2 separate regions of the Homo sapiens genome follow, and region 1 is linked to region 2. Evidence: chromatin loops called from intact Hi-C (ENCODE). Cell type or tissue: mammary epithelial cell. All regions are shown on one strand. Links, peaks and the distances in the headings refer to the core of each region. The heading gives the core; the rest is flanking DNA.

What was found. Hi-C counts contacts between places; a loop is a spot of excess contacts. Peaks named below come from ENCODE experiments on the same cell type or tissue, not always from the same donor. Only the 100,000 strongest peaks of a DNase experiment are listed, where the experiment ranks them.
Region 1: it touches region 2 in a loop (2.2-fold over the local background); 2 of 110 quality-filtered maps call a loop at or near these places.

The regions. Positions count from the first base shown.
Region 1 is chr12:132,268,172-132,283,734 of GRCh38, reverse strand. The region is part of intron 2 of GALNT9 (polypeptide N-acetylgalactosaminyltransferase 9); the gene reads left to right. GALNT9-AS1 (GALNT9 antisense RNA 1) reads right to left here and starts at 8,344. Exons shown (of 4, transcript NR_024563.1): 1 at 7,899-8,344; 2 at 7,205-7,504; 3 at 5,829-6,478; 4 at 2,835-5,315. RefSeq lists enhancers at 4,820-5,470, 7,380-8,156, 8,966-9,858, 9,859-10,753. In mammary epithelial cell, for the core only: no CTCF peak of the experiment used is centred there; no DNase peak of the experiment used is centred there.
Region 2 is chr12:132,180,821-132,196,383 of GRCh38, reverse strand. LINC02361 (long intergenic non-protein coding RNA 2361) reads left to right here and starts at 6,689. Exons shown (of 2, transcript NR_146452.1): 1 at 6,689-7,205; 2 at 8,683-9,649. It overlaps GALNT9 (polypeptide N-acetylgalactosaminyltransferase 9), which reads left to right. Exons shown (of 11, transcript NM_001122636.2): 11 at 1-12. RefSeq lists silencers at 6,169-6,228, 6,359-6,838. In mammary epithelial cell, for the core only: no CTCF peak of the experiment used is centred there; a DNase peak (open chromatin) is centred at 6,583; H3K4me3 peaks cover 1,196 bases.

The DNA of each region.
Region 1 (15,563 bases), core at 4,595-12,594, 86 kb before region 2:
TCTCCGGCACCCATGTGTGACAACACGTGCCAAGCGAGGCCAGCCAGGAGCCCCCGAGCCTCGGTGACCATGGTCCTCACTGGGCTGGTCTCGTGGACATGGCTGACCTTGGTCTCCACCCTCCAGAGGTCAGGCTGATGCCGTGAGGCCAAGTGCCCACCGTGAATCCCACCATTGCACAGACCAGCTGGGGCTGCCAAGGCCAGGTGAGCAGGGCTGTCCTCTCCGGCAGGAGGTTCCGGGGCAAGGAGGGGCCGGATGTGGGCGCTCAGGGTGTGGAGGAGCCAGCTGCCAAGTTAACCCTTTCCTGCTCACAGCAACAGTGGAAACATCAGAGCCATCTGACAGAGGAAGGTCTCCAAGTACCCCGCCCCGTCCCCATCATTCCTCCCGTCACCTGGGAGGCTTCCAGCCGTGAGGAAGGCGCGACCCGGGCCCTGCTCTCCCGGCCTGCCTGTTTTATCTCCTAGCTCTTGCTGTAAGGGAGGAAGGCTGCGTCCGGCACTGGTTTTCGAATCCCTGCAGGCCCTCGGTCCCCTGTGGAGTCCTCTGGAGGATCCCAGCACCGCTGTGCGTGACCTTGGTCTTGTTGGCCGGCGGGGGCCCTGTGCGTTGTGGGGTCCAGTCGTGGGGGCCGGGTCGTCTCTGAGTCAGGACTGAACCCGAGCTGGGGGTGAAGCCCTGTGTGACCCTCTGCGTCCCCCCGAGGTTCGTTTTCCAGAGGCCTGGGAGTCTGGACCCGGCTGCTGAGCCAGTGCAGGGTGGGGCGAGGGTCTCTCGGGTCCCATCCTCGCCCCATATCAAGGGGTGGCTTTTCTAGCACAGACGTGGGCCTGCGTGTCACAGACGGTCGTCATTTGCCTCCTGAGGTCCTGTCCCGGCTCCAGATGGAAGTCCACACCCCCCGCTCTGATCCATTTCAGCCCAGCTGCAGATCCCGCCGCCCAGGTCTAAACCAGTCAGAGCGTGAAGGTCACCCCAGACCTAGGGGTTGGCTCAGGGCTGGTCAGGTGGTTTAAGCCAGTCCAGTCAGAGTGAATTCTGGAATTACCAGCGGGCCATCGAGAAAAAAACAGGCAGCCTTTTCCCACAAGATGAAACCAAGGCTGGGAGCTGGGGGAGCTGCAGCAACCTTATCATCAAGAGGGGAGAGCTTGGAGCTTCCAGGGTCCCTCACGAAACCCAAGAAGGGGCCAGTGTCTGAACACCTAGATCCAGCTGTTCCCAAAACAGACCCACTTGACTTTGCAATAAATTACCACATGCGTGCACACACACATGCACACGCACACACACGCATGCACGCACACACGCACACACACGCACACACGCGCACACACGTATTTTTAGTTTTTTCTTTAAGCACATCTGAATTGGGTTTTCTGTTCTTAGAGCTGCAGGGGTCCCATTGGATTCCCCCTCTGTGGGATGTGGGACCCCAGGCCTGGCCTTGCTGTAGTGGAGCTGATTCCCCCTCTGTGGGATGTGGGACCCCAGGCCTGGCCTTGCTGCAGTGGAGCTGATTCCTCTTCTGTGGGATCAGGGACCCCCAGGCCTGGGCTTGCTGTAGTGGAGCTGATTCCTCCTCTGTGGGATCGGGGACCCCCAGGCCTGGCCTTGCTGTAGTGGAGCTGATTCCTCCTCTGTGGGATCAGGGACCCCCAGGCCTGGGCTTGCTGCAGTGGAGCTGATTCCTCCTCTGTGGGATCGGGGACCCCCAGGCCTGGCCTTGCTGCAGTGGAGCTGATTCCTCCTCTGTGGGATGTGGGACCCCAGGCCTGGGCTTGCTGTAGTGGAGCTGATTCCTCCTCTGTGGGATCGGGGACCCCCAGGCCTGGCCTTGCTGTAGTGGAGCTGATTCCTCCTCTGTGGGATGTGGGACCCCCAGGCCTGGGCTTGCTGTAGTGGAGCTGATTCCTCCTCTGTGGGATCGGGGACCCCCAGGCCTGGGCTTGCTGCACAGTGGGGGCTCTTGCTCTCCTTTTGAGGGTTCAGCATCCTGCTGCCTCCCCCCAGGTGTAGGTGGCCGCTGCTGTAGGAAACCTGTCTGCCAAGATAAAGTCTGGCAGAAGTGGCCAGTCCCAGCTTTGTTTTTACGTCACAGAGAACGACATCGGGATGAACCTTGACAGAGCCGGCATTTGCTCTATACCCTCACTGATAGAAACCCAGTTTATAGATACTCTGGTTTGAAGGCACACAGCTCTCTGCCTCCTGAATTAGAGAATGTGAATTTTATATAGATATTTACACATGTATTTATATCCCATTTCTTTCCCAAAAAAAGTGAGGAGGCTTTGACACCAGTGACACACACACTCCCACACCCAGCCCACCCCTGCACACGTGGCTGAGAAGCTCGAATGCGAAGGAGGCCTCCTGGCCCCTCGCCTGCCCCTCACGAGCCCTGCCCACAGTCTCTGAGGCTCCACGCCCAGCCTGGAGCTTCCCCGGTGCCTGCGGAATGTATCACAGGGAATTGTTCACGTGCAACAGCCCTCACAAGCGTACCACTTAGAACGCAGACCCCGGTGGACGCTGGGTCTTATCCATCTTCCCAGGAACCACTTTCCTAAAAGGAGCTTGGGTGGAGAGACCCTATCCCGGCGCGGCTCAGCGAGTGTGGCTGGGAAGCGTCTCCACAGTGCCTGGCCTTTCCCTGGGGCCACTGAAGAACCACTGGCTGCAGGCGGCTGGCTGCAGGGGGCTGGCTGCAGGGGCCTGGCTGCAGGGGGCTGGCTGCAGACCACGCATCGCTCCCTTAATCCCTGCAGCAAGGCTTAGAGGCAGAGCCTCTTATTGTCCCATTTTACATATGGGGAAACTGAGGCAGGAAAGGTTAAGTCTCTTTATTCAGATCCCACAGAGAGTAGGTGGCAGAGCGGGGACGTGGAGTCTAGAGATTTGGCAGAAAAAGAGTGGAAACCTCAGTCATTCTGAGGGACCAGACGGGGGTGCAGGCTGAAAGCTGAGCCTGGGAGGGGCTGGGGGGCCACCCTGAGGGGTCTCTTCCCCGGGGTCTTGTCTCCCTCTGGGGTGGGCTCTGTCCCACTCCTTCCTCTGCTGGCTCAGGAGTCTGGGGGCTCCGCCTCCTTTCCACAGCTGCCGCCTGCCAGCCTCCTCCCTACTCTGGGCTGGGGGCACGGCCTGCCTCTGTCTCCAGCCCTCCGGGGAGGACGTGGGGCCCCGTTCCCCTAACCGCTCTCAGAAGCTTCCACGCGGGCCCCTTCTGGACACTTTGCTTCACAGACACAGACAGGGCAGCGGCAGAACTTGCAGATCACAAGGTTCTGTTTTCACCCAGTCTCTGTGCTGCCAGGCCACAGGTCCTCAGGAATGCCTGTGAGGCACATCTGTCTCCAGGGCCTCCTGTGAGTGTCTCCTGTCCTTCAGGCATCTCCTCACCTTGGAGAAGAGACATTTGTGTCCCTCATCCTCCAAAACGAAACCCCTTACTGCTGGCCATCCTGATAGTTCAGTCAGTAAGACATAAAATCCAATTAGAAATGGCTCAACCCAAAAAGGGAATCTGTTGACTCAGGCAACTGAAAGGTGGGGCTTCAGGCATGGCTTGATCTAGGGGATAGTCCAGCCCCTGCCTGCTCTCAGGTTAGATGTACCTTGACTGTCAGGATCCTTGCAGGAAATTGATGGTGCCCTCACGTGGACACAGGCAGAATCCAGGAGACCTGGTGGACACTGGGCATCCAGGAAGTGAATTCAGGAGATTTGGCAGACACTGGGCATCCAGGAAGTGGATCCAGGAGACCTAGCAGACACTGGGCATTCAGGAAGTGAATCCAGGAGACCTGGAGGACACTGGGCATCCAGGCAGGGACCACAGTGAATCCAGGAGACCTGGCGGACACTGGGCATCCAGGAATTGGATCCAGGAGACCCAGTGGACACTGGGCATCCAGGCAGTGACCACGGTGAATCCAGGAGACCCGGCGGACACTGGGCATCCAGGAATTGGATCCAGGAAGTGACCGCACTGGGATGTTCTTCTCCCCACGGCCTGAAGGGACAGGGGTGAGAATCACAGGCGCCCAGCAAGAGCTGGAGCTGCAGAGAGAGGACAGGGGGTAGGGACAGTAACTCTGGAGAGAAGAAACCACTGCCAAGACTGTGGGGAGGGGACAGGGGATGCCCCTCACTCCTTCCACCCTCCAGACTCCGGGGCTGCCTCCCAGAACTGAACCCAACAGAAGCCGGAGGGTGCAGGAGCCTGGCAGGAAGCCCACAGCGGTCGCACAGGGGACAGCATGGGGCTGGGCAGAGCAGAGCCTGTGCTCGGGGAGGGGAGATCCCAGGGAGGAACCGGCCCAGCTCTGTCCTCACGCTCCAAGTCTGACAGCTGCAGCCAGCCGTCCCCACTGAGGACTTTGGACCGTCCCAGCAACCATGCAAGCAAAAGTCTCAGGCGACTTTCATTGGCCCATAGTGGGTCACGTGCTTATCTGGGACCCAGTCACAGCCAGCAGTCTGGGGAATGCCCTTCACTGATTGGTCAAGCCTTGTTAGGCCTTCCCTGTGGGAAATAAGAATAAATCCGCGTTGTAGGGAGCTGGGGAGCAGAGCAGCTGGGGAGCAGCCCCAGCAGAAACCTGGGTTACTGGGGAATGCAGAGCCCCCCGTCGGCCCCTGCCGTCCCACACGCGGCCCTCTCTAGCCCTCTGCAGTGACAGTCACCATGCCGTGGGGTCTGATGGTAGCCACTGGAGGCTGAGTCCTGTTGGGATGGGATGGGCTGGGCTGGGTGATGGGGCAGAAGCCTCCCCGGGGGCGGGCCAGCATCCACACCAGGGGGCAGCGACATTTTCTGTAATGTGTCAGGGCAGAGTTGGGACCTTCAGGGACACCGAATCGCACTCTAGAAGTGACTTCGGGCACTGAGCTTGCATGTCCCTGACCTCCTGTGGTCCTCAGCTGCAGGGCCGACAGCTCCAGGCTCCCGAGGCACGAGGAGGGGTCCCTGCCTGCCCGAGCCCAAGCGGCGTGTGCCGTGGGAACACCCTTTGGTGCTGGCAGCAGTCGGGTCTTCTGTCCCGCGATGGAAGAGCACGCAGGGAAGGGATGCTTAAGTGAGCCCTCCCGATTCCCCTAAACCAGCGGCTGGAGACACAACCAGACGGCGGGCCCCAGCCCCGGGGAGGGCCACTCAGCCTCCACTTCCTCTTGGCTCTCTCCACCGCCCTGAGTCACTGGCCCGCAGGTGTTGGGGACAGTGGGGTCCGGGTCTGGAATGGTTTCTCTGGCCGTGTCAGCACCGGCTCCCGGGGAGGCTGCCTGGCTCAGACCCTCCCGGGCGGGGGCTGTGGATGTAGAGATGACACCATCGGGTTAGGGGCCTCCTGTTCCAGCCTGCTGTGCTGTTTTTAAGTCCTCAAATAACTTGTATGTTTGATGCCTGATTATTTTATTTTTGGTATTTTTTTAAACTCAGAAGTCTGCATTATCCACACCTTGAGACATACCCAGAGAGTGCGACGTGGCGCCCACGCTGTGGTGGGAAGGAGGTTTAAACAGGGTCTTGCTGGAGCCCCTCCCTAGCGAAGCCCTGGACGGCTTTAACCCACTCCCAGCCCCCGGGGGCCTCGGGGAGCCCAGCAGCCTGGCCCCTGCCTACTGTCCCCGGGGCTTCCCCAGAGCCCGCAGGGGCCAGAGAGAGGGGTTAGAATGGGGAGGAGGAGTTTAGAAAAACCAGAGAGGGTGGGTGTGGGAGTGAGGGGGAGGGGGCCGGGGCGGGGGGAGGGCCTCAGAGCTGCTGGCCCTGGTCAGAGGGCCACTGACCGGGTGGCTTATAAACAACACGAGGAGTTTCTCACCATTCTCGAGGCCGGAAGTGCAAGATCAGGGTGCCGGTGGGGTGGGGCCTGGCGCAGGGTCTCTGCCAGGTCGTCAGCAGCTGTCCCCTCCTATCCTCATGGAGTGAAATGGGCGAGGGAGCTTGGGACTCCCATGAGTATGGCACGAATCCCATTTCCCAAGGTTCCCTTCCGGAACCTACGTGCCTTCAGGGCGGCTGTGTGAAGGTGAGTTGCTTCTGGCCCAGTGCTGCCAGCAGAGCCGGGGCCGCGGGGGGAGCCCCCAGCAGTCCTGGAGCTGCCAGGCTGTGAGGCAGCCCACACGCTTCACGCCGGGAGTCGACGTGGATGGGCCCTGGGGCAGCACGAAGAGAGGCGTCCTGCCAGTCCCAGCGCTCCAGCTGCAACCCAGAACCCCCCAGCAGGTCTGCCCCAGTGCCAACCCCAGCAACCGTGGCAGAAAGTCACACGACGGTCTGGTCGCTGCACGAAGCCACACGCTGGAGGCCGGCTATGCAACAAGGACAGGGACATGGGCGAGGAATGGCTCAGACTGGACGTGGCATCGCGGTGACACTTGGGCATGTGATGTTAGCAGGCGTCTGTGGGAGTCTTCCATCCCCTGCAAGCAGCCACGGAAGCTGCATCTTGTCCCACGTGGGTGGATGTGCCTGGCCATTGCAGGCCCCAGCAAGCGTCCATGGATGATTAAAGAAGTAAACAAAAGCAAGCTCAGCCCGGCCCACTTGAAACTCAGACTTGGATTCCCTGCATGGCTTTAACCCCTCAGAGGCCAACTATCCCGGCAGAAACTGCACTGCTGATTGGTTTGGTTTGACAGGGCTGGTCATCGGAAACACACATAGAATGTAGGAGAGTGTGTGTGTGTGTGTATGTGTGCATGCCTGTACATGCGCATGTATCTGCGTGTGTACATGTGTGCATGTATCTGTGTGTGTGAGATGTATGTACATGTGTGTGTGTGTCCACAGATGTGTGTGCATGTGTGGACATGTGTGCATGTGTGTGTGTGTTCTGGCACCAACAGGTGATTCCATCCACTTTCAAACCCAACTCCTCACCACTTTCTCCATTAGCTGCATTACTGATTTCTCTTTGTCAGACGGTAGATGCTTGTCTAATTAGGCAGTGGCTTTAATTATGCCACAAAGCACATAACATAGTCTTGATTATTAAGACTGGCCCATGGGATAATGAAAGGAAGACTGGCAAATCCAAATTAAGCAGAATCATAAAAATGAATGACCTTATCCGAGAAGCCGTCCTACATCCCAGCACAGTAACATGCCCCTGCTCTGTGTTTGCGGACTCCTCATGCATATTAATTGTTTAAGCCTGAGCAGCCTGGCTGTCAGCTCTAATAGATGCAGATTTACCGGATGGCACTTTGAGGAGCTGGGAGCAGGTACCTCAGCCCAGTCCAGATTCCTGATGAAGCTGCTCTGTCTAAAGCCTTCTGCGTCTCGGGTCTGGGATGGGAAGGGAGTAGACGTGGACGGTGAGGATGGGAGAAGCCAGGTACCATCGTGGAGATAGGCGGCGAGCCATGTGGCTTTTCTGCAGGAACAGCTACCAGGTTTCTTTCCTCATCAAGGTTGGGAGCTGCGGCCGGTTCCCCAGCTGACATCTTCCCGTTTCACACGTGCCCGGCTCTGTCCAGGCCTGGGGTCTGTGCCCTGGGAAGGAAATGTCTCAGGGGGAGTGGGACCCTTGGGTGAGCACCAGGGGAATGCACTCCCACTGGGTGGTCTTTGCCTTTGAAGCAGCTCTCCCGGCCTCTCCGGGCACAACTTTAAGCAAGCTTGTCCTTGGTTCATGGAAGCCAACCGGAAAGCTGAGGTTCCTGCCCTGTGGCTTCCTGCTGCAATGTGGATTCACTGGGACCTGCGGGGCAGAGCCGGCTCGATGCCAGGCAGCCCTGGACTCTCTAAGCAGAAAGAGCCTTCTCAGGCCTGGGATCCAGCTCCCCCTTCTCCCACTGTGCGGGTGGCCTGGGATCCAGCTCCCACACACACACCTGGGCACACACACATGCACACGCAGCATCTCACCCACAGACCCAGCACACACCTGGAGACAGATGGACCTCAGACGGACCCCGGCGGCCCAGCCGAGGCGCTCGTGTCACCCATGGCTCCTGTTCATAAGGCGAAGGGCACGCGCCGATCGCAGACGATCACTTCCACACAGACTTGCATTATGTGGGTTTCATTTGCACGAAATCCACCTGGGCTGGACCAGGACTCCTTCAACAGCAAGTGACAGAAAATCCATCTCAAATTGGCTTAAGCTAGAAAGAGAGGCAGTGGGGAGAGAGACAGAGAAGGAGGGAGGGAGGGAAGTGTCCCTGCAATGACAAAGCCTGAGGAAGCCCTGGCGTTGGCCAGGAGGATTCACGGCTCAGGCGATATCATCGGGCCAGCGTCTTGCCAGCTCTCCGTGCTCCTCTTGGTCTTGCTGGCTTAGCCTGAGCCTCCACTGTCTGCAAGAGGCTGCAGCCACTCCAGCCTCACGTCCTGTCTCCCGGAGCCCAGCCAACCTCTCCTGGCTCTGATTGGGCCGTGTGTCTCTCCCTGAGCCTATTGCCATGCTGATTGGCTCAGCCTGGTCCTGTGCCCTCCCCTTCATCCAGGGCTGGAACTCCACCCAGCTACTTAGGGAGTTCCTGCCGGGCTGAGCCCCATGTTTTATGGGAAGGAGGAGGGAAGCGGCTGAGCAGGGCAAGAGCGAAAGTCCACTGCCTGGCAAGGACAGCCTAGACACGGGGGAAAGAAGGGACATGGAGGGGCTGAGCCCTGTCACACGTCATGCCCTGCATGCCGGGCTGGACATGGAGAAGCTGAGCGTGCAGTCTGGAGCTGAGGCTGGGAAGCCCTGATACATGGCTTAGAAGTGAGTTGGTGACAACTGGACGGTTCCCCAGCAGGGGCAAGCACCAGAGTGATGGGAACAGCCCCTGCTGCCAGGAGCCCACGGGGGGAGTGTGCACGTGTGTGCGTGTGTGTGGTGTATCCTGTGTGCACGTGGTATGTTCATAGATGTGTAGTGTCTGTGCATGTGTGCGTGTGTGTGGGGTATGTTCTTGTGTGTGGCATATGTTCATGTGTGCGTGTGTGTGGTGTCTGCTTATGTGTGCATGTGTGTGTGGTGCTGTAGCTTCTAATTCAGCCCAAGCCACAACTTAGACTTTTAATGTTACGTTCAAACAAAACCATTTGGAGACTCACCCACAGCTCTGAGGCTTTGGACGACGCCCGCTCATCACCTGCCTTCCCCTCTGCTGAGTGCAATGAATTCAAGCTCCATAAAGGCCACACATGGAGCCCTGTGTGCGTCTACAGTTCTGGGTCCCGAGATGAGGCGGTGAAACAGCAAACCCACACCCAGAACCCCTGCCCCAGGAGCCCCAGCCAGCAGGAGAGCAGGGCAGGGGTGCAAAGAGCAAGCCGGGGGTGGGGGTGGGAGAGGCAGAGCAGCAGGCTGGAGGCCGGGGCTCTGGTGGGATTTTACGTTGAGCACGGGGTGAGCCTCTTGAAGGGTGAGGGCGTGTGTGGCCATCCAGGTGGGGGTGGGGAGCGCAAAGGCCCTGGGGCAGGAGCAGGCCTGGAGCGCAGGCCACAGAGCCAGGGGCCGGGCGCAGGTGAGTGAGCCAAAGGGAACCAAGAGGGGATGGTGGAGGGAGCGGCCTGGCTGAGCAACCCGGGGCTTTGACCTTCTCAGGGGCAATGGGAAGCCTGGAATTGCATGGGCTGGTGTGGAGGTCACCGTGACCTTGCCAGGCCTGGGGGTGCAGCCGCAGTGCCCAGGGAGGTGAGAAGGGGCTGGCCAGGCTGCCTGTTGTGAAGAGCGGAGAAGTATGAGAGAGATGTGGAGCAGGGCGTCTGGCTTTTCTCTGACCTGCGATGGGCTGGTGGGAGCAGGAGCGAGCTGGCCTCACTGTGAATGTGAAAATGCTGGTTGGAGCACACCACGGTGGGTACTTCCTTCAACGGCTAAATGCGCCGAAGGCCTCCAAGCTTGACAGGGTTGAATTTCCTCCAAGGCCCTGGGAGGGGCGCCCTGTGCTCCCTGGATGGGGCCGACATTCCTGGCCTGTCCCCAGCTGCGTCGCCTCTGCCCAGCCCTCAATCACTGCAGCTCTCAAGTGGTCCTGGGTGCCGTGATCTTGCTGAACTCTGATGCTTTCCAAATACCATAAACTTAGTTTATTTTCTGTCTGACAGAAACGGCGCCACTTAAGTCCTGCAAAGAACCCTCGGGTTCCACTCAGGCTGAGTTATTCGGGGGCCACTGCTGAACGGTTTGCATTTGTTTCCTCTGTGACATCGGAGTGGGGAGGACGCTGCCTCCAGCACAGGGCCAGGGGCCAGGGCTGCTCACACAGAGCTGCTGGAGCCTACAGGGTCCCGGCTGTGGGTCCTGGGCTGCCCGCCCCCAGGAAGGGCACCTTGCCACCATTGAAGTGGGGCGAGCTGATTCGGGCACAGCTGGAAACCAGGAGGCAGCCAGCAGCAGCGGCCCTGAGCAAGAACAGGAACCCCAGGCCGAGGCGGGCGCATCACACGAGACCAGCCTGGCCAACATGGTGAAACCCCGTCTCTACTGAAAATACAAAAATTAGCCGGGCATGGTGGCACCCACCTGTAATCTCAGCTACTCGGGAGGGTGAGGCAGGAGAATTGCTTGAACCCGGGAGGTGGCGGTTGCAGTGAGCCGAGATTGTGCCACTGCACTCCGGCCTGGGCAACAGAGTAGGACTCTGTCTCAAAAATAAAGAAGAAAGAAAGAAGGAGAGTCCGGAAGCCACTGCTGCCCCCACCAGCAGAGTGGAACTGTGATTTCATAGAACAGACACAGCCTGGCAGCGAGAATGACCACAGTGCTCACAGCCACTCAGGTGGAATCTCAGGAACTCAATGTCAGGAGGAGGAGTGGGGCCCTAAGGCCCGTGTGCGGGAGACAGTGGCCATGGCGTCGAGCTCAAAGGTGAGCCGGGTGTGGCTGGGGATGGGAAGGCGTGGCGCAGAGCCACGGGGAAGGCACACGAGGTCCAGAGACGGCAGCCTGCGAAGTGGAGGGAGGGTGGACGCCGGGGTGATCACCCACTTTCCTAGACTGAGCGTTGGGCACAGGCTTTGTATTGCTTCATTCATCGTCATATTTGATGTATGTTTGATAAATATCCCTTTAAAAATTAAAGACAGTTTGTTAATTGAGAAGGGTACTGTATTATGGGTAAAAGAAATTATTTTATGCTAACTAGTGCTGGGTGAAAAATGAGGTGTATGTGTTCCATTATTTCCAATTTAAACAGCAGTTTGTCTACAAAGGTTTGTGATGAGTGTCAGGTGTTAGGTGCACATTAATGGCATGAAGTAAGAGCATTCTCCTGCGGAAAACACAGAAAAGTCCAGAAAGAATGTGCAAGCAACCTGCCCAGGCACTTCCACAGCTGCTGGGTGTCACGGGAAGCCGGGAACTAATTTAAGCGCCCGGCAGTAGGGTGGTGGCGCTGTGATATTTTCTTCTGCACAAGTTTGCTGCAGGGGCATCGTGGAGGGCCTGTGTGGAGCCACCGTCAGAATGCCAAGGAGCACCTGCCCTGACCCTGTCCCGCCCCGCACCATTGCCCACTCTGTCCCGTTGAGGGGGTGCTTCCCTGGGTCGTTGTGAGACCTGGGCCAGGCCCACAGGGTTCTGCTCGCTCGTAACAGAAGCCTGGGTCCCGTGATGAGCAGGCGTGGCCCACAGAGGGGTCCCCGCCGTGCATCTGTCCCCACGGTGCGTCCCCCGACCGCTCTGGGGCTGCTCTGAGTTGGGGGAGCCGGGCGGGGCGTGACGGCATTCTCCTCTCTCCTGTCTCCTCCTCCCCCCGCCCTCGAGCGCAGCCTCTGGCCCTGGCAGTGGCTGGTGACTGGAGTTTGGTCAGTTGGCAAACGTGTCCCCAAGGGTCAGAGACACACACAGTTCACGTGTGGCCGCCCTGCTGAGAACACGTGTGGCCCCACATGGCTGCTGCCGCAGTAACACACACAGCACTGAAGGGCGCACGGGGGACGGGCCCTCCTGGCAGCCACGGCCTCCCACGCGTGGGAGCCTCCCTGCACGTTCTGTGCGGGGCTCTGCTCGCCTTGGGGCCCTGGCCGTCGCTGGCCCTGTTGACTTGGGACCTCGGCCAAGCCTGAACCTGAAACAGCCTTCGGCAGGGTCCATTTACAGACCCCATGCCGGAGCATCACGGCAAGGCACGAGGCCACAGCTGCCCCAACGCCGTTTGTGTCTAAAAAGCAGGGCACAGCGCCAGGCCAGTGTTTTGTGGGCAGACCTGGAGGGACACTTGTCACACCCACGTCGGCGTCACCTCGGGGGACAGGGGCGGGGCCTGAGGGTGGGCGTCGGAGGGAGGCTTGGTGGATCTGTCCTGGCTTCATTGTTTTAAAGAGGACAATCTCTTAATTTTATGGTGTGATAAAATTGGTTCAAAATGGGATAAAGAAACCTGGAAGAAACACACAAGAAGGCAGATGTACAGGTGTGCGGGTGGGAGCGGCGGAGGCAGAGTGACGGGTGGGAGCCGGGCGGGGCGTGGCAGCGTTCTCCTCTCTCCTGTCTCCTCCTCCCCCCACCCTCGAGCCCTGGCAGTGACGGGTGACTGGAGTTTCGTCGGCTGGCAAACGTGTCCCCAAGGCTCAGAGACACACACAGGCTGTTCACGTGTGACCGCCCTGCTGAGAACGTGTGGCCCCACATGGCCACTGCTGCCGCAGTAACACACACGGCACTGAAGGGCGCATGGGGGACTGGCACAGAGTGACGGGCGCAGCGTCTGTCATGGAGAAGCAGCGGACGGCGGCAGCTGAGGCACCTGCTCTCCCCTCTGCTTGATTTTTAAGGACTGTGCTGCTGTTGTCTCGTTCTCTCTGCCCCTGTCTCCTCCTTCCCTCCTTTCTCCCCCTCGCTGTCTCTCTGCTCCATCTCCTCCTTGCTCTCTCTGAATCTCTGCCTCCTGTCTCCTCTCCCACTCCCCTTCCTCCCTGTGTGTGGCAATGACTGACCGTCATCTGCCTCTTATCTTTTCTCCCGCTCTTCCTCCCTGATAGAATTCTGAAATGTATCTGGGCTCCAGCCAGAGTGAAGACCACATTTCCTGGCATCCCTTGCAGGGTGTCGTGGCTGTGGCTGTGGCCGTGGCCGTGTCCGTGGCTGTGGCTGTGGCCATGGCTGTGGCTGTGTGGTCGGGCTCTGGCCGGGAGATGACGGCCGACAGCTCCACCTGGGACCTCAGACACATCCAATCCATTTCTTCTTAAAGAAAGAATTGAAGTCAATTGAAGTCAAATTGAGTTCCTATTGATTACAGTCGTAGACTCAGAACCATTATGTACGCAAGAGCTAACGCGTGAAGCCAGCTGTTCTCAGGGGCTCCTGTCCCTGGGGTTTTATCTCCAGGTGGCACCTGGCAGGGCACAGAGGTGGCATCACCTGCTGGGTACTCCAGGCCCCAGCTCTCTGGTTTGCCCCTGGGCAGGGCTCTGTGAAGCCTGCAGGATTCTGTGCCGGCCTTTGCCTTCTGGAGGAGGTTCCTGGTGATCGTATTTCAGGGAGACACGGGGCTATTTCAGGGAGACACGGGGCCTCTGTGACAACTTCTGTTTCTCACACCCAGGATCAGAGGTGCTCACTGTTGCCAAGCTCAGTGGTTATTGATTCCATAGTTTACAACTGTCTTGGCCACAGTCAATGGACTGTTTTACAAAAGATGTCTGTTCAGCACTATATCCTATAATAGGTGTGACCCTGTTTCATTTCTCGGCCCTAAATGGGACTTGTTCTTGTTGGAATAACTAAACAAGAGCAGTCTCAGGAGCAGTTTTCTTTGAAGAGTTTCTTCCAGAGCGTGGCTCCTGAGACAGAGCTGGAGACCGAAGTCACCTGGGGGTGCCCTCAGTGAGAGGGTCCGTCTGTGCTGTTCAGGCCTCAAAGCTGTTTGTAGAACAGGCTGGGCCTAAGTTATCTGGGAAACTGGCTGATCCCGTGCGCCCATCTCCCTCGCCTGTGTGTGCTGCAGGCAAAGGCCAGGCCTGCATAGCTGGTTAGACACGGGAAAGTGAGCGGCCAGGACAGGGTCCCAGCAGGCGCCACGTGCCACCCCACCGGGATCCGGCCCCACGCGTCTGAGACCTGCCCCAGGTACGCGTTCCCAGCGGCGTCTATTTCACGATTCCGCCCTCGGCCCCGAATCCATGGAGCCAAATTCCTGCTTTCTTCACGGTCACTTCTGGTATTTGAGCTGAAACCATGTCTGACCATGGGCCCAGCTTCCTATGCCCCACCCTCCTGCTCGGAGCAGCACCTGCCCCAGGAAAAGGCCACCCCGCCCTGGGCTCGGGACCGGCACGGGCTCCTCCCTGACGCCCCTCCACCTTCTCTTGCTTTTTCCAGCAGCACCAGACGCAAATGGGACTCCGTGGCTCCCGCCCGGAGGACGCTGCTGACCTCCTGCCCCTTCCTCTGCTCCGCCTGGCGGTCCCGCTCCTCGGAAAAGCTCGCAGCCACTGGCTCTGCTTGCTCTTCTCCCGCGGGGGGCATGGGACCCGCCACGCGTGGAAATCACACTCGACGAGTCCTCCCATCACCAAGCCCAGAGCAAATTCTCGGCCAGCATCTTCCTTGGCCGCAGTCGGGCAGGTGACGCTGCCTCCCGACGCCTCCCCCTGCCTCAGCGCTGAGGCCGCCCTGGGTCCTCCCTGGCTGCACAGCCCACCCTCTGTGCCTTTGCGGAGCTCCGAGGTTGGGGTTCCAGGGCTCAGGCCTTGGCCTCCTCCCTCTGTGTCTTTCAGTCCTGTCTAATGGAGGCAAACAGTCCTGGATGTCTAGCTCTAGCCCTGGCTTGAACTCCAGGCTCAGATATCCACACGTTTTATGTTTCAACAAATGGCCAGATTGTTTTCCAAGCAGCTGCGCCACCTCCCGTCCCCACCCGCCACACGTGGGCGTTCCGGCCCCTCCGCGACCCTCACCGGCGCCGCTTTTGTACGTCGGCTGCACGTCAGCCTTTCCGGTAGCCAGACAGCGGCCCCCGTGTGGCTCCGAGTGGCAGCTCCCTGATGGCCGCCGAGGGGGGCACCTGCGCACGTGCTTGATGGCTGCTTGGGCGTCTTCGGTGGTGACGTGTCTGTTCTGGTCTTTTCCCCAGTTTTCATTGGACATTTTGTTTTCTTACTTTTGTCTTACTTCTGGATACAAGTCCTTTATCAGATGCGTGCTTTGAAAGTATTTTCTCCAGTCGGCTGTGGCTTGGCTTTCTACACCTGAGTGTCTTTCAAAGAACAGATGGTTTTTTATTTTGATAAAGTCCAATTTATCCATTTTGTTTTGTTTTGGATCATGCTTTTGTTGCCATAGTGAAGAAATCTTTGCTTAAGCCAAGGTCACAAAGACTTTCTCCTCTATTCCCTTCCAGGGACTTGATGGTTTTAGGGTTTACATTTAGGTCAATGATCCGTTCTGGGTTAATTTTTGTATGTGGTGGAAGGTACAGATCAAAATTCATTTATCCAGAATAAGAAGTGTTTGTTGCTTGCCAAGGTGTGTGTGTGAGAGCATACGTGTGTGTTTCAGTGTGTGCGTGCGTGTGTAGGGGTGGGTGTCCATGTGTGAGTGTATGTGTGGGTATGAGTGTGTGTGAATGTGTGTATGGGTGTGAGTGCATGTGTGTGAGTACATGTATGGGTT
Region 2 (15,563 bases), core at 3,237-11,236:
CGCCCAGCCACACCCAGTTGCTTACTATTGTCTGTGGCCACCGCTGCGGGGCTCTCGGCACAGAGTCAGGCCATGGCCGCGTGGCTCACAAAGCTGCAGACGCAGACTCTGGCCGATGAGGAAATCACTGGATGACGCCTGTGCTGGGATGTGGCCTGGCAGGTGGCCTCACGTGTGCAGACAGACCATGAACTCGATGCAGCCGGGAAAATGGAGGAGAGCACGTCCCCTGCAGCCACACATGCAGCTGGAGGCCGTCAGCCTGAGAACTCAACCCGAACAGAAAACCAAAACCACGTGTTCTCACTTATCCATGGGAGCTGAATGCTGCATGCACATGACGCAGAGAGGGAATAGCAGACGCCAGGGACTCCAGAGGGGCAGGTGGGAGGGGGAGGAGGACGAGGACGAGGGCTGGAAAACCACCTGTTGGGAGCTGCGTTCACTCCCTGGGTGATGGGATCGTTAGAAGCCAAAACCTCAGCATCAAGCTATATACCCACATAACAAACCCACACATGTACCCATGAATCTAAAATTTTTTTTTTAAAAGGCCAGGCACGGTGGTTCACGCCTATAATCCCAGCACTTTGGGAGGCTGAGGTGGGTGGATCATCTGAGGTCAGGAGATTGAGACCATCCTGGCTAAGGTGAAATCCCATCTCTACTAAAAATACAAAAATTAGCTGGGCATGGTGGCAGGCACCTGTAATCCCAGCTACTCAGCAGGCTGAGGCAGAATATAGCTTGAACCTGGGAGGTGGAGGTTGCAGTGAGCCGAGATCGAGCCACAGCACTCCAGCCTGGGCAACAGAGTGATACTCCATCTCAAAGAAAAAAAAAAAAAATGGGCAGGTGCCAAATTTGGCAAGTCCAGGCTCCGAGTCTCCAGGGAGTGAGGACGCTGACCCGTTGTCACCAGTCGGAGTTCAGCCTGCGGGGACACGTCACTGTCCGCTAGCCCTGGGCAGAGGCAATGGGGCTGGGAACACTTCACTTTCCGCTAGCCCTGGGCAGAGGCAATGGGGCTGGGAACACTTCACTTTCCGCTAGCCCTGGGCAGAGGCAATGGGGCTGTACTTCACTGCTCTTTCCAAAGCCCGCAGGGGCTCATGTTCCTCCCCCAGCACCCTGCCTGCTGGGGTGCCCACCCACCACACGGCCCCTCTGCTCAACGCCTTCCTCTGGGACTCCCCAGTCGTTGCTTCCTGTTCCTGTAAGAAGCCCTGAGGGGTCCCAGTTTCTCTGTTCTCAGCAGAGAATTCTCCCAACCCCAGCCCAAGCCTCAGCCCTCTGTCTAGTCCAGATCTTGCCAAAATTCTAAGATCATGGAGGCAAAACACGGGCAGTGAGTGAGGCCCCAAAAGTGAGTGGCTTGCCAGGGACCCCCCCCACCCCCAGCCAGACTCACAGGAGTCCAGAAGTTTCCCAGGTGAAGTTAGGAGTCCAGAAGTTTCCCAGGTGAAGGATGTGCAACGTCCCTTATCTTGCAACGTGCAGTGCCTGTAGTTTAGACCAAGAGGATGGCAGGTGCAAACTCGGCTCGCTCACACACCAATTCATTAGGCAAATTGACAGGCAAGTCAAAGCTGGCTGGTTCATAGCCCACACAGGATCCCACAGAAAACCTGACACCTGGAAAATTACTCTCGAATCCTCAGTAGAACTCCCACCCTTCAGGGAGGTGAGTGTTCCCTCCCACTGAGGGAAGCCTATGGCTGCTCCGCCTCACCTGGCCCAGCCCCTCCTCCCTGGCACCAGGAGGAGTCCCGAGGGGAGCACCTGGGATGGCAGATCCCTGCAGGGCAGCGGAGGTGAGGTGCTGTCCACGCTGTCCGGACAGGAGACTCTTCAACAGGCATGACTTTGACTTGCCAAACACTCTGCTTCACCAAATACACCTCCAAGTGTCCTTATTTCCCTGACTATTCCCCTCTGTCCTTACCTGCCTAAGTGGCCACACGCCTCTTGAGAACTGCCCCTGTTCTGGAGAAAGTACCCACGAATCCTAGAGATCATGTAATCCAAAGAGCTCCCCACCCTTGCATGGGTGGGGCAGAGCTGGAGATGTCCCAACGTCCGCTGCTGCCTTTGCATCTGCTGCCACACGGTGTCGCTGTTGAAGATGGTCCCTGCACGGCTGCATGGCCAACACTCGGCCGTGGCCACCAGGATGTCCTTGCTGGCCTAGACTCTCACGCCTGCCTCAGAGGGGTGCCCCACATGGGAACCAACCATACTGTTTAAGTCACAGTGACATGCTGATGTAGATTGGATGTTTGTCCCCTCCAAATTTCAGGTAGAAATTTAACCAACATGGAGGTGGTGCCTGCTGGGACGTGTTTGGGTCACGGGTGGATCCCTCATGAACAGTCCAGCACTGTCCTCATGGTAACTAACATCCACTCTAGTAGTTCCTGAGGGAGCTGGTTGTTAGAAGGGTCCTGGCACTGCCCTCCCTGCTCCCTCCCTCACCACGTCCCCTCTGCTCTGAGAAGAAGCTCCCTGAGGCCTTCCCGGAAGCAGATGTTGGTGCCAGGCTTCCTGTAGAGCCTGCAGGCCCGTGAGCCACTTACACCCCTTTTCTTCACGAATTACCCTGTCTCAGATGTTCCTTTATATGAATAGCAAAATGCCAAACGGATGGAGACATGCATTTGCCCTGACCCCAGCACAGTCCCTGGGCTCAGGAAAACGTGCAGTGCAGTCCGTGGGCTGTGCCATCTGTAGGCTGTGCCGTCCGTGGGCTGTGCTGAAGCCACCGTGATCCCCTAAACCCTTTGACACATGTGGATACGTCCCTTCCTGTAAGGCACAATCACTCCTCCTCATGGACTTCTGTGTCCTGTTTTGTAACCATAGGTCCTTGGTTGGGGCCACCCCAATTGTATCAGGTGGGATCCAACCAGTCAAACAAAAGGGATTTAATATGGAGGACCGATTGCCCAAGTGAGGGAAGAGCTGAGGCTTTGACCAGGCTCACAACTGCCGAAACCGCCTACCAACACCCACAGGCTGGAAGGGCTGGGAGCTGGGGTTCCGGCAGTCGGTGGGGGGCCTACAGCAGGCAACTCCAAGCTTGGAGACTGCGTGTTGGTCGCCTGGAACGGTCCGTGGTGGAGAGACAGACAGAGATACAGACACTATGATTGGCAATGCTACACGCCACGGCTGCGCTTCCAACAGCCTATTGTCAGACACTGGCCAGCACACCCCCAACTTGCTCTCCCAAAACCCCCAGACGCAGAGCACCTCCCCAGTCCGACGGACGCGACCGAGACACGCAGAGAACCTCCCCAGTCCGACGGACGCGACCGAGACACGCAGAGCACCTCCCCAGTCCGACGGACGCGACCGAGACACGCAGAGCACCTCCCCAGTCCGACGGACGCGACCGAGACACGCAGAGCACCTCCCCAGTCCGACGGACGCGACCGAGACGCAGAGCACGCCCCCAGTCCAACAGATGTGACTAAGACAGGACGCACAAGAGATTCCTTTCAGAGCAAAGGTCTACAGAAACGCCAGCTCCTGTCCCAGGTACTCGGGAAAACTGCTGCCAACCATTCTCTTCTCCTTAGAGGAGGAGGAGGAGGGAGGACAGAGGAGGATGAGGGAGGACACAGGAGGAGGATGAGGGAGGACACAGGAGGAGGACGAGGGAGGACACAGGAGGAGGACGAGGGAGGGAGGAAGATGTTTATATACGGCTGAAATTTTAATCCCATTTAATTCTTCAAATACCTTAAGTAGTACTGAGCACTCCTGTGCCCACTTAAGGAGAAACAGAGGCTCGGAGGAGTAAAATGACTCCATACAAGACACACGCATCACAGAGGCCGACCCAGGGGGTCCCACCCAGATCCATGTGACCCCAAACCTGCGACCTTCAACCCTGCCTGGCTGCCCAGTATTTTTTTCTTTTTAAACAGTCATGTTTTAAATGGCAAGGATACAAGCAAATAGAATTTAATAAAACTTAATAGCAGGCCTGCTTCTCCCATTGATTCAATTAAAATCTGGCTCTGCAGCAGATTCAGAAAAATCCACGTCATCTGTTTGACATGGTTCATTGGCACCTGACGACCGGGGCTCGGAGCGGCCGGTACAGGAGCAGGCACTCCCCCAGCCCGACGACAGGGGCTCGGAGCAGCCAGTACGGGTGCAGGCACTCCCCCAGCCCGATGACCGGGGCTCGGAGCGGCCGGTGCGGGAGCAGGCGCTCCTGGTGGAAGCAGTGAACAAATACACACGTCATTCTTCTCCTTTCTCTGCTCTTGATAGAGATCCTGGGCATCCGAATTTAATTTTGCCTCTAATAAAAATGCCCATTGCCTGATGAGTCTCATTTATGGCTCAGACCGACTTCAAGAGTGGGTCCTACAGGAAGCAGCATGCGGGGGGGGCCTGTCCCCAGGAGCGGGGCAGCCTCGAAGGGCCCCAGCAGGGGTGCAGGCCGGGCTGGTGTTGACCAGGGGCCCAACCACACAGAGCGTGGGGGTCTCCCAAACACTCCCTCGTCATCACAGGCAAGTTTAGCTCTGGTCGAAGCAAGGGGAAGGTGAAGGGCAGACTCCAGGGCGGGGGCCCCCTCTGAGAGGGCTGCAGGGACAGCTCTGGGGTCTGCAGAGAGGGGCAGCAGCAGACACACCTGGGCGCCCTCTCCTCACTGGGCAGCTTTGGGGAAATTACTTTCTCCTTCTGAACTGCATTTAATTCAAACAAGAAATAATACAGGCTCCAAAGCTTTGCTTTGAAGATTAGGAAAAAAGCACATCATAACTGTTATATTCCTGGGTGGTTTTGATTTTTTTATTTGCTTCTTGTATTTCCTAAATTTTCTGCAAAGAAACTTGTCTGCAACGAAGGATAATTGGCTCTTTTGTTTATTAATATTCATTTGACACCCACTGCACAGCGGGCGCTCTCCCTCACAGCAGCGGCCCATTCCCGAGCGCGTGCAGTGCCTAGCTTCCGGCCCGAGACACAAGGAGGGCTTCTAGAGGGATCACCGTCCACGCTGACACTGCTGTCCGGTGACCAGTCCCCGTGCTGGAGCTCACTGGCTGGTGACCAGTCCCCGTGCTGGAGCTCACTGGCCGGCCCGCAGGCCGCCTCTCACACCATGTCCTCCCCACCTGCCAGGCACCGGCTCACCAGCCTGCCGGGCCTGTGAATGCCCCAGTCCCAATCACGAGGCCCTCCCATGTTTGTGCCCAGCGCTGCTGTAACACAGGACCACAGCAGGTGGCTTCAGATGGCAGAATTGATTCCCTCACAGTCCCAGAGTCCAAGGCCCAGGTGCCAGCCCGGCTTCCTCCGAGGGCTCCGGGGCTCCTCCCACCTCCTCCCTCGCTGGGCCTGACCCGTCTCTGCTGCCGGTGGCCTGTTCCTCACCCCACCCCCATGTGTCTCCTCCACGCCTGCACCCTCTCGTCACCTTGCAGGGACAGCAGCCTCGGATTCAGGGCCCACCCTGCTCCAGGGTGGCCTCATCTTAATGTTCCATCAGCTAAGGCCTTCTCTTTAAATAGGTCTCATTCGGGGGTTCTGGGTGGACGTGAATTTTGGAAAGACAGCCCATGACCTTCTCCTATTGCCCAAATAGGCCCAGAAACTTCCCCGAGTCCTCCGAGGTGCAGAGCTGTGCTGAGGTCTGTGGGGAGAAGAGAAAGGCTGACCTGCCCCGCTGGACACGTGCTATCCCCGAGCCCCTCAGTCCATCGTCAGAACGGCCCCTCGACATGTGCGTGGCCAACGAGCACACGGAAAGGCACGACGCCAGCAGGCACCGGGGGCTGCAGAGGAAAGCCACGGCGGCCGGACTGGCTGAAGCACCCACGGGCAGCACGGGCGAGCCTCGGAGCGCCCCAAAGGCCCACCCGCTGCTGGCGGGGTCACGAAAGGCCACGGGCACTTGGAGCCACCATGGGTCACCACCTCCCTATAACCAAAGGTAACTCACAGCACCCCGGCCCGGCAATCTCACACCTGGATTCACCCAAGGGGCATGAAGACACGTCCCCAAAGACTTACAGTAAAATACTCACACCGGCCTTATTCACAATAGTCCAGAGCCGCAAGCAGCCCGGTGCGTGAGCCCTCAAGTCAGGGGCAGCCTCGGCGGGGCCTGTGCCTGAACCGGCCCTTGGCGGAGAGGAGGAGCGGCCGCGCGGCGGGAGAGGGGCCGGGCAAAGCGCACATCCGCCCCTGGAACCCGCACAGCCGGTCACCGCGCGCCCGGCGGGGTCGGAGCCGAGGCTGCCTGTGACCCCGGGAGCTGGGCGGAGGGCACAGGATCCGTCCGGATTTTCTGTGCAACGTCCTGGGAATCTAAAACTGCGTCAAAGTAAAAAGGTCTTTTGGTTTTGTTGTTGTTTATTCTACTTTAATTTCTGGGGCACATGCGCACAACGTGCAGGTTGGTTACAGACGCCCAGCGGCTTCGGAGGTGCCGTGCAGAAAGCGGCTGCCCGAGGCCGGGGGAGGCGCCGGGGAGGGCGGGGAGACGCCGCGGGAACATTCGTCACACCCCGCGGACCTGCCCCCGAGACGGGCGCCGCCTGGGACCCGCGCGCAGTGACTTAAAAGGGCGAAGGGCCGCCCCAGGCCCCGCCCTCGACTCCTCCGTCGCTGCGTCTCCTCCGTGCTCCGTCCCCGGAAAGACGGGCCCCGCCCCGACTCCCTCGGCGAAGAGGCCCCCGCGGCCGGCCGAGCTCCGTGGACTCCGCAGGAGCGGCCCCGCCCCTCACACTACGCCGGGCGGTTCCCTCCGAGCCCCGCCGGGACAGCGTCGACGCTGCACACACCCCAGAGAAGCCAGAGGACGGCGCCTGCACCGGACACAGCGCAACACCGGCACAGCACAGCGTCCACACCACAAGTGAGCCTAGGCAGCTGTGTCTACACTGCAGACGCCGGCCTGAGCGCACGCGTCTTCATGCAGGCTCAGCAGAGGGGGAAGAACACCTCCCCGAGGGTGGAAGAGCTGTGGCCAGCAGACAGATGGACGGACAGACGGACACAGGCGAACAGGCAGCGCAGGGGTGAGCCGAGCCGGTCAAATGGGCCAGGACCCGGCTCCGTGTGCCCTTCACAGTCAGGATGACAGAACCCCGTGGAATATGAAAAATGCCGGGAGACAGACCCCGGAGGCACAGCCCCTCACCGGGCAGGGAGGCCGCCAGAGGGAAGCGCAGCTCCAGGTGCGCGCCCCCCCACGCCCACCCCATCCCCCGCTGGGCAGGGAGGGACCCCACCTGCGCCCTCAGGCGGTGCTCAAGATGGGGATAGGGTGAGCTGCAGAACCGATTTCATCTCTGGAGTGAAATGGAATGATGGGTTTGTGTGAAATCAGGACAGAGCTGGGGAGGTGGCGGAGCCGGGACGGGAAGAGGGCAGAGCAGTGGGCTCATTCCCCGGAACCAGCATCTCCTGGCCCGGTTTAGCCACTGAGGGAAGCTTCTCTGTGTATTGAGCCTGGCTGCCCAGAGAGCAGCCCCACCCTCCCTCCTGCTCCTGCTCCTCTCCCTCCCCCAACTTCTCGTCCCCTCTTCCTCACCCCTGCCCCCACCTCCAGCCTGACTCTAACGCTGCACTGGCCTTTAGTGTCTCAGAACACAGAGCAGTTGCTGGGCAGAATCCCCCGTGCCACGATGCGTCCACGCACAACACGGGAACTAAACCACCCGAAACGCAGCAGGTTAAAGCAGCGCTGGGCTCCTGGTCCTCACAATTCTCTGGGTCCATGGGGGCTCCCTGGGCTGGCTCATGGGCCGCCATGGTCACCAGCAGGGCTGGCCAGGCCGGGCAGCAGACGGCTCCTGGCAGCTGGCGGGTGGGGCTGGCCGTCGCTGCGGCCTGGGCTGTCCTCCGCACGGCCTCCTGCCTCAGTTTTCTGTTTCTGATGAGCCCCGTATCTAGCGGTTCAGAGCAACGCCAGTTCATCCCCTGGCAGCTTCCATGGCCAGGACTCAGCCACGGTGTGGGTGGATTTGCCACTCAGGGCTCACAGCCTGGAGTCCAGGTGCCAGCAGGGCAGGTGCCGTTCTGCAGGCTCTGGGGAAGAACCCGCCTGCAGGCTCGCGGGGGGGCCTGGCAGCTCTGGGGGCCTGCAGCGGCAGGGCTGAGGTCCCGGCCTCCTTGCAGGTTGTCAGCCGGGTCCCCTCTCGGCTCCTGAAGGCTGCCGGCATCTTCCTCTCAAGGGCCCTTCCCATCTTCCAACCGGAAACAGCATGGCCAGTTCTCCTGGCTCTGAGGGGCTAGTGAGCAGGCGAGGCCACCCCGATGACCCCCCTTTTGAGTTTAACTGAGGACGGCGCACGTCCTCACGTTCCAGGGCTCCTGTGGAGAAATTCCGCACACCACCCTCACCTTCCTGTAGGTCAGGCCGGTTCCTTCTGCGGTGGGCGTGGGAGAGCCACAGCCCAGTGGAGAGGCGTTGCAAGGCCCCACACCCCTTCCACCATGTTCTACCAACCACGGCAAATCAAAGGCCACCGAGACCCAGGGCCTAGGGACACAGACCCATCCCGGGAGGGGAGGTGCCGCCCAGTCACAGTCCCACCAGTGCATGGACACAGGGAGAATTGCCCGGGCCCCGGGTTTGGTGAATCCGGCAGCCCGCCCTCTGCCCCAGCGAGTCCCTTCCCCTCTCATAAAACCGCATTCTCCCCTCCCTAGACCACCAGAGCCCCATCTGATTAAGGCATCGAGATCAAAGCTCAGCAGAGGGCGGCTCATGATGGGCAGCTCAAAAAAATAAACCCACCAATCAGAGTCCGTGTTCCTGTGACCGGTGGCGGGTTCGGATGCAGAGGAGGCTTCTCAGTGCGGTTCCTCCTCATCTCGGAACCTGCCACCCCACTCAAGCCCGACATAGGCCAGGACAGCCAGGACGGCCGCAGCGAGGGCAACACGAGGCCCGTCGACATCCTGAGGCCCCCGGGCCTGTCGCCGAGTCCCGGCTTGGGGAGTGTCCCCGGGCCACACTGGTCCTGCTCCCGGCTGTGTGGTCTCCCAGGCGCGTGGCTCCTCCCTCCGGGGCCCAGGCTCTGGTGTGAGCCACTTTTTCCATAGGAGACGCCCATACTTGCAGCTCACGCCTTTGTCTGGTGCCCTGGCCTCACACCTATAGGAATTGGGTACCTGGGGGCCTCTTCATCTTTACTTGTCTCAGCTTAGAGAAGCCCAGCTACACTTCCTCCATGCCTGGATTCATGCACGGCCCCACAGGGTGAGGCCTGGACACCCTCACGGGCACTGGGGCTCCACGGATGCAGAAGGCAGCCTGGCCCGGTAGCTCGGGGGTCTGAGATGGAGGTGGAGTAAGACAGAGTGACAAAGGCTGCGTCCTGGAGGCAGGCTCGGAGCCTCCCTGAGCTCAGAGAGCCCGCGTGCGCCAGGAAGCCACACCTGCAGGACCCGAGTCGGAACTCAGAGGCTGGTACAGCCGCGGTGCTTGTCCTGTAGATAAGAATGGCCTCCTCTGGCGGCCAAAGTTAATTAAACTGACAATCTTGATAAGTTGCACAGTTACCTGCTCGGGGACAAAGAAGATGGGAGCCTTGTTTGTGGTTTCTTCTTGTTCTTTCCTGTGCCCCACAGTCATTTTAAAATTAAATTAAATGGCTTATCTGCACTAACCCAAGTTGACCGGCTGGTATTTCCTGGGCGGCGAAGTGCTGGCTGCCCGGCCTGTGCCCTGCACACGCTCCCCATCAGAGCACAACGTCGCCGGGCCACGCTTACAGGGCTTTGAAGATGGATTTCAAAACTGGGATCATTTCCCCCTTAACGGGCATAGTTCAGTGAGATCTGATTTTTTCCCTTTCTAACCTCAGAACGTGGCCTTCCTGGGGGTGTCCGGTGGGTGGTCCCGATGTCCCCACAGAAATGAAAGCGGCCTCCTGGGCAGTGCTCACGCTTCTCTCTGTCTGGCTTTGGGGGCTGCAGGAAGCAAGAGGTCCTGTCTCAGCAGCAAAGTCGACGCCAGGGCTCAGCTGACCGCAGCCCTCCCTCCCTCCCTCCCACCGACTCCGACCGTGGCTCAGAGGGAGGTCAGGAGCCGCGAAGGGAACAGGGAAATTTTACTGGTTCTGACCCAGTGAAGACATGGGGACTTGCTACATATTCAAATGAAACAAAATAACACAGCAGCTCTTCAGATGTGTAAGAAAAGGAGGGAGGGAGGGAGGAAGGAAAGAAGAAAGAAAAAGAAAAGGAAGGAAGAAAGGGAGGGGCGGAGGGAGAGAGAAAAGAAAGGGAAAGAAAAGAGAGGAAGCAGAGGTTGCCACAAGACAGAGAGCCATTCCGGAAGAAAACAGCCCCAGGAATGGAAGAGCACTGCGCAGGCACCTCTCACTTCAGAAGATCGAAGCTGGCAAACTTGTAACAGAAGACCACGGGGTTTAGGTGACAAAACTGAAGAATGAGATGAAAACAACCGATCACAGCGTTGAATAAACGAAAGAACACCCAAAAAACACCAAGATGAAACGAGAAAACCCAGAGGAGCGGAAACCAGACTAAGCACAGCTGAAAACTGAGCTGCCGACGAGAAAAAATGCTTGTGGCGGGGGCGCCGATTCGAGATGGTTTTTAGTTTTTGACACCAGGTCTTGCTGTGTCACCCAGGCTGGAATGTAGGGCACGTTCTCAGCTCCCTGCACCCTTGACCTCCTGGGCTCAGGTGATCCTCCCGCCTCAGCCTCCCAGGTAGCTGGGACCACAGGTGCACGCCACCAAGCTGGGCTCATGTTTTTTTGGAGAGATTGGGTCTCACTGTGTTGCCTGGGCTGGTCTCAAACTCCTGGGCTTGACCAATCCACCTGCCTCAGCCTCCCAAAGTGCTAGGATTACAGGCATGAGCCACAACACCCGGCCAAAAATGTTTTAATACATAGGGTAAAGCAACAGAAAAAACGATAATGAATTATTTGGAATACACACAAAGATAAGTCCGCACAGGGAGAAGAGGTGCCTCTAAGAAGGAAAACCTCAAAAGTAAAACGGGAGAGCTGCTTAAAGCTATCACACAAGAAAATTCACCTGACATGAAAGAAGGATTAATCCGTACATTGAAATAGACTGTGTTTCAGGAAAAGATGACACAGAATTTTATATTGGCACATGATCCAGGTGGAATAAATACAGCCAGACCCTGACAAGAGGGAAGTCAGCCCCAGGCATCACGCCAATGCTTGATGTCAAAAGTCAATGGGTGCCAGGTATGGTGGCTCAAGCCTGTAATCCCAGCACTTTGGGAGGCTGAGGCAGGTGGATCACGAAGTCGGGAGATCAAGACCATCCTGGCTAACACGGTGAAACCCCGTCTCTACTAAAAATACAAAAAATTAGCCGGGCATGGTGGCCGATGCCTGTAGTCCCAGCTACTCGGGAGGCTGAGGCAGGAGAATGGCGTGAACCCGGGAGGCGGAGCTTGCAGTGAGCCGAGATCGCGCCACTGCGCTCCAGCCTGGGCAACAGAGCAAGACTCTGTTTAAAAAAAAAAAAAGTCAGTGGGATGGGTCTTCTGCTCCTGGGAAGATAGAGCAGAGGTATTTTTCTCTATTCATCTCACTAAGCATGGCATAAAACTCTATATGAGAAAACTTAGGACCCTGCAGGGTGGAGAGAAGCAGGCTGGCTAGGGACCTCAGGACCCAAAGGATGATGTGGTGGTGAAGGCCTTGGATTTTCTTCTTGCTTCATCGATCCCATGCTTGGACTTGAAGAAGCTGGTAATCCAGAAACAAGGATCAAAAAATAAAAATTAAAAAGCTCCAGCACTAGCCTAATCAATTCAATCATCAAAGCTCCCACCTCAAGAAACTATGAAAGAGGAGCAAAATCAACCCAATGCAAGCAGACAGAAGGAAAGAAAAAATGACAGAAGGAAAGAAAAAATGACAGAAATCATGGAAAGCAAAGCAGAGGAACAATACAGAAAGTCAAAGAGCTGGTTTCTTTAAACATATGTAAATGGGTGAACCTCTAGCAAAAATGACCAAAAAAAGACACAAATCACAAGTATCAGGAAGGAAGGAGACACACACCAACCCCATAGATATAAACATGAAAAGAACAAGGGCAGCTGGACACGGGGGCTCACGCCTGTGATCCCAGCACTCTGATATAAACGTGAAAAGAACAAGGGCAGCTGGGCACAGTGGCTCACGCCTATGATCCCAACACTCTGGGAGGATCACTTCAGTCCAGGAGTTTGAGACCAGCCTGGGCAACATAATGACACCCTTTTTGTACCAAAAAAAGTTTTAAAATTAGCCAGGTGGTACCTGCCTGTAGTCTCAGCTACTTTGGAGGCTGAGGTGGGAGGATCACGTAAGCCCAGGAGATTGAGGCTGCAGTGAGCTATGATTGCAGCACTGCACTCTAGCCTGGGTGACAGAGTGAGACCCTATTTAAAAAAAAAAAAAAAAAAGGAATAAGGAAATATTTGACAACCCAGTTGAAATAGACCAATTCCTAAGAAAACACAGCAGACCACAACCTACCCAGCATGAACCAGACAGTGTGACTACCCCGTAACTATGAAGGAAATGTAATATATAATTATAAAACTCCTAATAAAGGAATCTCCAAGCCCAGATTGTTTGGCAAATTTTACCACACATTTAAATAAACATTTACCCCAATTCTATGCAGCTCTTCCAGCAAATAGAAAAGTAGAGAACATTTTCTAGTTCATTTTATGGATTAACAGTACCCAGATACCAAAACTAGATAAAAATCGTACCAAAAAAGAAAATCAGACCAATATCTCTTATGAATATAGATGGAAAAATCCTTAACAAAATGTTAGCAAATTCTGCAATATATGAAAAGAATCATATGCCACGTACAAGAGAAGGTTAACCCGGGGACACAAGTCTGGTTCAATTATTTTTAAATCTGTCAATATAATCCACAATTCTAACAGGCTTAAGAAAAAAAATCACACAATCTCACAGAAAAAAAGCGTGATAAAATTCAACATGGATTCATGACCAAAACTCTCAGAAGGAACAGAGAGGAGCTCTGTTCCCCCAGCTCAGTAAGGAGCATTGACAAAAATACCCACAGCTGGTATCTTACTCAACAGTGAGAGAAGACCGCTTTCCCCAATAGAGGAGCACAGCCAGGGTGAGTGTGTCACCATGCTCTCTCAGCCCAGCACTGGAGCTCTCATCACCGGTGCCATCATGCCAGGAAAGAAAAGAAAAGGCGTCTGGCTGGAAAGGAGAAAGTGGCACCATCTGACACTCATGCTCAGCCCCCACACTGGCTCGGTGAGGAGCTCCAACCAAGAATATTCTGACCAGAATGACTCTTGGGACACTCGTGGGATGGGAAAGACTCCCAGAGGCTGGAAGTTGTGGTGACAAGAGCTTGAAGCCACCAGGGGCTACCGCACAGGCCCGAACATGGAGCCAAACCAGAGAAAGCAGAGGTGGCCATTTGAGCCCTGGATCAAGCCACACCTGAAGGCAGTTACCAATAGGAGTCAACACACTCCCGATTGCCTGAATCAGTTTTGGTTTGTTTTTCTGTCACTAGCAACCCAATGACTCCTAAGTAACATAAAGGGGGATGGTTTCGTGTTTGGAGGAAGAGCGAGGCCTGGGGGGACATTTTCTGTTGTTGTTAGGATGGGAGGTTTGGACTGTTTGCCAGCTGAAAGGGAGCAGTGCCTGGGAGAGGCAGATCCAAGAGGCTGGGCTCTCAGGGAACCCAGAGAGAGGAGAAACAGCCACAGAGAGTGAGAGAAGGAGAGGAACACCAGGGGGACACAGGGACGTCCGGCCCCACTCCTGTTCATCTGAGGACAGACACACAGTTCCACGCACCATTCACCCGAGGACAGCCACGCGGCCCCACGCACCGTTCACCCGAGGACAGATACGCGACTCCACACATTCATTCCCCAGGCACTTATCGAGGGCATACTGTGCACCCGCGCCGCCCTTAGCTCCTTCCCCAGAATTTCCCATCGTGAGCCCCTCTCCCACCAACACCCTGGGCCATTGCCATCTTCTCCAGGAATACTCAACTGTGGAGAGCAGAGAAACCGACTTCCCACCCGCATGGACCCTGCGGAACCTGTGCACCTGGGAGTGCTCAGAGTCAAGGCTTTCCCCCTCCTGCCGCCCAGGGGCAGATGGTCAGTGGCCACGGCTGCCTCCACCAGCACACGTTCAACCATGCCACACATGCCACACACGCCACACACGCAACACACACATACACAATACACCACCCATGAAACACATCACACACGCCACGCAGCCACACGAGGCTCACACACCACACACTCTCCAGCCCTCCTGCCCACCCAGGGGCGCCACAACTGCGGTGCTGTCCCGGCCACACCTGGGCGGGTGGGAAGGTCAAGGTCAGCCCCGGGGCCCCCAGGCCTGGAGGGTGCAGGGAGAGGAGGAGCGGAGGTGCAGGCACCGTGGCCGGGCAGTCGGAGGCGCCCCATCACTCGGGGGGGGGGGGGGGGGAGACAGACTTCACCAGCGGCAGGAAGACAGCGTGGCGGGCACACGAGGTGGAAACAGTGAAGGGACACACCTGTGCTGGTGGCCTCACCCCTCACCCCCTCCAGTCATCGCCAGCCAAGGCGGCCGCTATGCAGGGGCTTGGAAGGACGTGGACCCCAGCACCCAGCGCTCACCGCCCGCCTCCACCACACCCTCCAGCAGCTGAGGCTGACGGCTGATGCCAGCATGTGAGAGCATGTGCTGTCTGCTGGGTGTGTGCGCGCTGGGCTGTGCAGGGTGCGAGTGAACGTGTGCTGGGTGGGTACATGTGCTGGGTGTGTGTACTGAGTGTGAGTTGTGCTGGGTGTGTGTACTATGTGTGCGTGCTGGGTGTGTGTACCGAGTGTGTGTGTGTGTGCTGTGTGAGTTGTGTTGGGTGTGTGTACTGAGTGTGTGTGTGGTTTGAGTTGTGTTGGGTGTGTGTACTGTGCGTGTGTGTGCTGTGTGAGTTGTGTGGGGTGTGAACGTGCGCTGAGCATGTGTGTGTGCGGTGTGAGTTGTGCAGGATGTGTGTACTGAGGTGTGTGTGTGTGCTGTGTGTTGTGTGGGGTGTGAGCCTGTGCTGAGCCTGTGCTGGGTGTGAGCGTGCATTGTGTGTGTGCTGTGTGTGTTGTGTGGGGTGTGAGCATGTGCTGAGCCTGTGCTGGGTGTGAGCGTGCGCTGGGTGAGTGTGCCATATTAGTTGTGCAGGGTGAGTGTGCAAACATGTGTGCTATGTGTGCACTGGCGATGGGAGTGTGTGTTAGGTGTGTCAGGGGGTTGTTGCATGTTGCTGAGTGTGTAAAAGGCTCAAGGACAAAGATGGTGTAAAACATGAGAACTCGGCGTGGCCGTCGGGGATGGGGCAGGTCCCTACCCCAGCTCTCCCCTCGGGGCCGACACCTGCCCTCCCTGGAGCCCACACTCCCTGCAAACCTGGAAGTGCCCAACACGAGACCTTTCAGGGCCGTGGTGTCCACGTGCACCCCACACAGACACCCCCAAAGCCCCACAGAATGCAGGGGCACCCGTGGGCCGGAA